Regions from separate parts of the Homo sapiens genome. Here region 2 is linked to region 1. The links are chromatin loops, found by intact Hi-C in ENCODE. Cell type or tissue: gastrocnemius medialis. All regions are shown on one strand. Links, peaks and the distances in the headings refer to the core of each region. The heading gives the core; the rest is flanking DNA. Region 1 has its middle 28 kb from the start of LINC01239. Region 2 overlaps LINC01239 (long intergenic non-protein coding RNA 1239).

Region 1 (2,921 bases), core at 121-2,620:
GATTCCCATTATCCTTAATATTGTTGTTTACTTGATCCAGTTTTCATTTTGGTTACATATTCAAGCAATTATTGTAACTGCCATTGCCACTGCTTCATCCACGTCACCTTACACCTAAATGCTCCCTCACCTTGCTTAAGCGCTGGCACTCTGCGCCAAAGCCTTACATTACCTCTCCACTTGAGTGAACACTCTCCTTACCTCATTCATGCTCTGAACATCAGGCTGCTTGCACTATTGCCCTTTGAGTGGGAATGCTCACCACTTGCTTGGGCTCTGAAAACCCACCTTAGGGTGCCCTTCTGTAAGGATACCCACTCACTTTTCTCTTCAGAGCTCTGTACCACAGACGTCATAGTCATCCCTCTTGGGTTCCAGCATCCCAGGCTAGGCTACTGTGACCTCCCTAGGATGTGGGTGCCTACTTTCCTTGGATCCACTGAATGGCCTTTGGACTGCAACGGAGGGGAGAGAAGAGAAGAGAATGAAAGGGAAGAGGGAAGAAGAAGAGGGGGAGATGTACAAATTCTTAAGAAAATCTGTATCAGAATTAGAATTCAAAGAATGGCGATACTCCTTGATTTCTGATTATTTAGCATTTTGTTTTTGTCTTGGTGTGCATAGAGCTAGTTGAGGGATTTGGAACTATGGGTAAAGTAAATCTGGCAGCCAAAATTAAGGCCTGTTAACGAAATGCTTACTGATATAGGTGGCACTCTAACCCCATGCTAAAAGATGTCAAAATTAAGAATTTATTGGATAAAGTCTTTTCTGAAAACAATTTTCTTGGTCACTATAATTGGTAAAATGTCAACCAGTCAATAGTCTGGGAACAAAGTTAGATGTACAGATGAATCTCTATACAGATAGAGTGAGGCAAGGTTCTAGCTCTCTTGGAGCTGGGTTATGGGGGCCCTGGCTAACATGAAATCCGTGGTGCTCTTTTAGCTACAGCCTGTGGTAGAAACTAGGTCAAATATTCAGCCCAGCTCAAATTTCCCTGTTAGTCTTAGGAAGGACAACATTAGTACTAAATGACTTAGACTCCCTGACCACAGCTAATCCAGCAGGAGTTTACCTTTGGCTTGAAAGTGCCCAATTAGCTTCTTTTCCCAGGAATTTGGATCTGAGGCGCAGTTACTCTGGTCATTCTTTTTAGAACACTTAAGCAAGCTGTGGTTGACATAGCCAGTGGTTCCTCATAAGAAAGTAGATCAGAAAAAGCTGTTATATAGAAAGAAAGACAATAAAGTAGAAACATTTAGAGAAAAGCAGAAAAATAAGACCCTTTAGCTCCTGAGAGTTGCTACTTTAGTTCCAGCTAATTTTAAATTCCTAATTTGCTCTCTTTTTCTGGGGTTCATTGAGATTTTCCTGCAATTTTCCAACAACTCCTTCTCTCCCTGCCATTTAACTTTGTTGGTATAACTTTATTTCTCTTCCATGCAACCAGATAATTCCCAGCTAAGAAAATCTTCTCAGGCATGGGTAAGACCTGAGCCATGCTTGAAAGGAGGCCACATTCATGATGGTCAAACAGCACTATTACTTATAGCAGTTCCATTCTGTTTCTTTTATGCATGGAGAATTATTTCAAGAGAAGCATGAGAAAGCTAGAAGCCTGCTAGTGCTGGAAGGAGTGATTCCTCCTCCCTCTTCTACCATGCTTGAAGCTCTGTCTAATATTTTAGCTGTTCCTCTAAAGATAAATGTCCTAGTAATGAAGCATGCCTTTCAAATTTTATTATTTGAGGTATTTTTGTAAATATTCTTCAGCTTCTCTTCCATTTCCCTTGTTTCAATTAAAAAGCTTTAATGAAAAAGTCTTATTAAAATTCTTATTAAACAATGGTTTAATAAATTAATCATTTATATAATTCTTTTAGGGTGCACTTGAATTTGAATATAATAAATGCTTATTAACAGTAAAAATATATGAGAATAAAAGCAAGGGTAAAATAGTGTATTTTCAGCTCCCCATGTCTTTTCTGTGTTTAATATGCAGGATTGCCACAACATTTTAAGCTTGATCTCCATTATTGAGTGTTTTCTTAATTTCACAAACATGTTCGCTCTGAAACAAATGAAACTGTAATTCCTTGTCAGATGTAGCATTTTGACAGTTTCAAAGATATTTGTAATTATGTACATTTCAATAATATTGGAAGTGGGATCTTTGTTTAGTCCTATGTATTATTTCAGCTACTTAGGTAATTATGGTAAAGTACTAGACTGTAATTGAAATAAGACAAGAGTAATATGAACAGCAGCACAAAAATCTATTATGCTGTGGTGTGTAAGGTATTTCGTGTTCATTTTAATAAGTCATAACTTTGTCAACTTGGTGAATTTGTTCTTGAGGGAAAGATTAAGCCAGGTTTTAAAAATAATTTCCAGATATCACTTAATGGGAAGGATGTGCTATGGAGGTGCTGATATTTAGGTGTTTGGGGATTTAAAATAGAAATGCTAGAGATCCATCCCAACATAGAGTTTGCAGAGCAGGGGTAGTCCAGTAGAACTCCTGCATTTTACTCTATCTTTTCTCTTAAGATGGGTTAAATAAAGGGAAAAAGAATCTCATTTTCAAAGAAGAAGAGCTGGGACAGGACAATATTGTGGAGGAATAATGCTTTTCCCTTGTACTTTCCCTGGGTCTTCAGGAAAAATGATGGAACTGGGTTTATCTTTTATTAAAATTTGGAGTTATATCCAAGATGAGGAGCCCTGTATGCCATTCCTTGACTGGAGTGTTTTGACTGAGAGGAGATGCAGATCCATTTCAAATATATAACACCAAGGAGGAAAAATGCCAGAGGGATGATGTAGGGGCATAGCATATGGGAATAGAAGAAGAAAACTTTTTCTCTGTCTCCCTTTTTCTCCCTCATTCCCTGTCATTTCTCTTTGACAAGAAAAAG
Region 2 (2,921 bases), core at 268-2,767, 70 kb after region 1:
TTTTTCATCCATAACACTACCTCCAAGAGAGATAAGGACACTAAATTGCAATGATGTAATTAAACATTTTTGGATTTTTTTCTATCAGAGAAGCCTAGAGAAGGTCATTTTTCTTTAAAAAAAAAAAATAAATAAAAATAAATAAAAGCCAGAGATAGGCAAGAGTTGCGGCTTCTGGAATTTTAATTACCAGTCTATTATAAATATGTCATCTTGGCCTATAATGAGTTATCACAATCATTAACTATTGTTGCAGTTATTGGTTGTAAAATAAAATGCAAAGTCTCAGCTATTTAATGTATGATTAATACAATTCATTTTATTGGGCTCTTACACTGTGTTTGTGGGTTTCTTTCTCTTTCTCTTTTTCGTTTTTTTTTCCCACTCTGTCTCTTTCCTTGGGCATTTTATGTGAACCACAAAATTACAGGTCTGTGTCTTATTGTACTTTATGGTTCAGTAAATTAGGCCAGGGTGATAACCTGAGGGAATATTAATAATACTTGTTTTAACAAGCCTACATTTATACCATTGTCAGGAGTTAATTGCTCAGTTATACCCCTGGTGCTCAGGATTACTGAGTACTAAAGGATAGTGGTGGGAAGGAAAGTGTTCCACTTTGGCAAAATCTACTTCCCTAAGATTTGTGTTTCTGGCAGCAAGGAGATGATTACCCTGAAATACGTGACCATTTATTGAACCAAAAATAGAAGGTGTTTTATATAGGCACTAAGTAATACTTCTAAGGTCTGAAGTCCTATGGAGCACATACAGAAAATGTTTGCAAGTTTATAAAGTGTCTGACTCTGGATATCTAGTAACCTGGAAAACACTACTATTTTATTATAAAACTGTACACCAGGGGTTCTTTGTCAGAACAGCTCCCGCCAGATGACAGGATTTATCTCCTAGAAGATGTTCTTTTGTTCTTTGTGGTCAGGCGCAGTGGCTCACACCTGTATTCTCAGCACTTTGGGAAGCCAAGTCGGGTGGATTGCTCGAGTCCAGGAGTTCAAGACCAGCCTGTCCAATATGGCGAAACCCCATCATTACTAAAAGTACAAAAATTAGCCAGGTGTGGTGGCACATACCTGTAATCCCAGCTACTTGGGAGGCTGAGTCAGGATAATCCCTTGAACTCGGGAGGTGGAGGTTGCAGTGAGCCGAGATTGCGCCACTGTACTCCAACCTGGGTGACAGAGCGAGCATCTCACAAGAAAAAAAAAAAAAGGTATTTTCTTTGCGAGGGGGAAAAGGCAGCAAATACTTTCATTTTGATCTTCTCTATGCTTTCCTGGAGGCTGAAATGCATCTACCTGATATTGGACTCAGTTTCCTGAGACCAAGACTATGTGTTAGGGTCAGAAAGGGGAATAGCTACAAAAATAGATGATGAGAGAGATTATTATTAGATAGTATAACCCTCTGGAACTTCTAGGATAGTCACATACTCACTTGTCCCGTTTAAAAGTGTAATTAGGCATTTTCCAATTGGTTTGCTACTACTTTCTTATTCAATCATTATGTTGTATGTAAGAAGAGACCAAAGCTTTAATGACTTTATTTATTTTCCTTATCTGAAATAATTAAACCTATCTTTCAGGGAATTATGCTAACTTTTTGAAGTAGCATATGTGAAAGTCCTAGCATGTCATCCTTAAGAATATGCCATCTACATGGAATATGTGCTAATATGATTCCTTGTACCCTGCACCCCTAAACTATTAATATATCAATGACTTTTCCCCCTAAGTTTTAGTGGAACTTCCACATCTTCAGGTGAGACCTCTAGACAGTAACCACCAAATGATTGTGAGAGGTGAAGCCAGCTGGACTTCCTGGGTCAAGTGGGGAGTTGGAGAACTTTTCTGTCTGGCTAGAGGATTATAAATGCACCAATCAGCACTCTGGAAAAATGCACCAATCAGCACTCTGTGTCTAGCTAAAGGATTGTAAAGGCACCATTCAGTACTCTGTAAAAATGCACAAATCAGCACTCTGTGTCTAGCTAAAGGATTGTAAATGCACCAATCACCACTCTGTAAAAACGCACCAATCAGCGCTCTGTGTCTAGCTAAAATAAACGCACCAATCAGCACTCTGTAAAATGGACCAATCAGCGCTCTGTAAAATGGACCAATCAGCAGGACGTGGACGGGGCCAAATAAGGGAATAAAAGCTGGCCACGCAAGCTAGCAGCGGCAATCCTCTCGGGTAGCCTTCCGCTCTGTGGAAGCTTTGTTCTTTTGCTGTTCATGATAAATCTTGCTGCTGCTCACTCTTTGGGTCCGCACTACCTTTATGAGCTGTAACACTCAACACGAGGGTCTGCGGCTTCATTCCTGAAGTCTGCGAGACCAGGAACCCACCGGGAGGAACAAACAACTCTGGACACACCACCTTTAAGAGCTGTGACAATCACTTGCGAAAGTCTGCAACTTCACTCCTGAAGTCAGCAAGACCGTGAACCCACCAGAAGGAAGAAACTCGGGACACATCTGAATATCTGAAGGAGAAAACACTCCAGACACACCGTCCTTAAGAACTGTAACACTCACTGCGAGGGTCAGCGGCTTCATTCTTGAAGTCAGTGAGACCAAGAACCCACCGGAAGGAACCAATTCTGGAGACAATTGGAGCTTTGAAAACTATTTAACTAAATTATAGTGGGTTCAGTATAAAAGATTGTTTTCTTCCCTCCCTTCTCTTTTTTTTTTTCCTTATTCCTATCCTGCTATAGTATTTTCTGCCATGTTATGCACGTACATTTAAAAAATTACTCACCAATCCAATAAAAAACATACTGCTGCCTTATTGTGCCTTGGAATGTGTGATAAATGGTATACGATCACCACCGCTATTGGAAGTGGTAGAGCAACAGGAGGTCAGAAGTTGTAGTCAGACTGCTTCGAGTCTTACCC

What was found. Peaks named below come from ENCODE experiments on the same cell type or tissue, not always from the same donor. Only the 100,000 strongest peaks of a DNase experiment are listed, where the experiment ranks them.
Region 2: it touches region 1 in a loop (3-fold over the local background); 4 of 110 quality-filtered maps call a loop at or near these places.

The regions. Positions count from the first base shown.
Region 1 is chr9:22,616,360-22,619,280 of GRCh38, forward strand. No RefSeq gene overlaps it. Among named protein-coding and RNA genes, the nearest start is that of LINC01239, 28 kb to the right of the region's middle. In gastrocnemius medialis, for the core only: no CTCF peak of the experiment used is centred there; no DNase peak of the experiment used is centred there; H3K27ac peaks cover 762 bases.
Region 2 is chr9:22,685,794-22,688,714 of GRCh38, forward strand. All of the region lies in intron 3 of LINC01239 (long intergenic non-protein coding RNA 1239), which reads left to right. All of the region lies in intron 1 of LOC107987054 (LINE-1 retrotransposable element ORF2 protein-like), which reads right to left. Among named protein-coding and RNA genes, the nearest start is that of LINC01239, 41 kb to the left of the region's middle. In gastrocnemius medialis, for the core only: no CTCF peak of the experiment used is centred there; no DNase peak of the experiment used is centred there.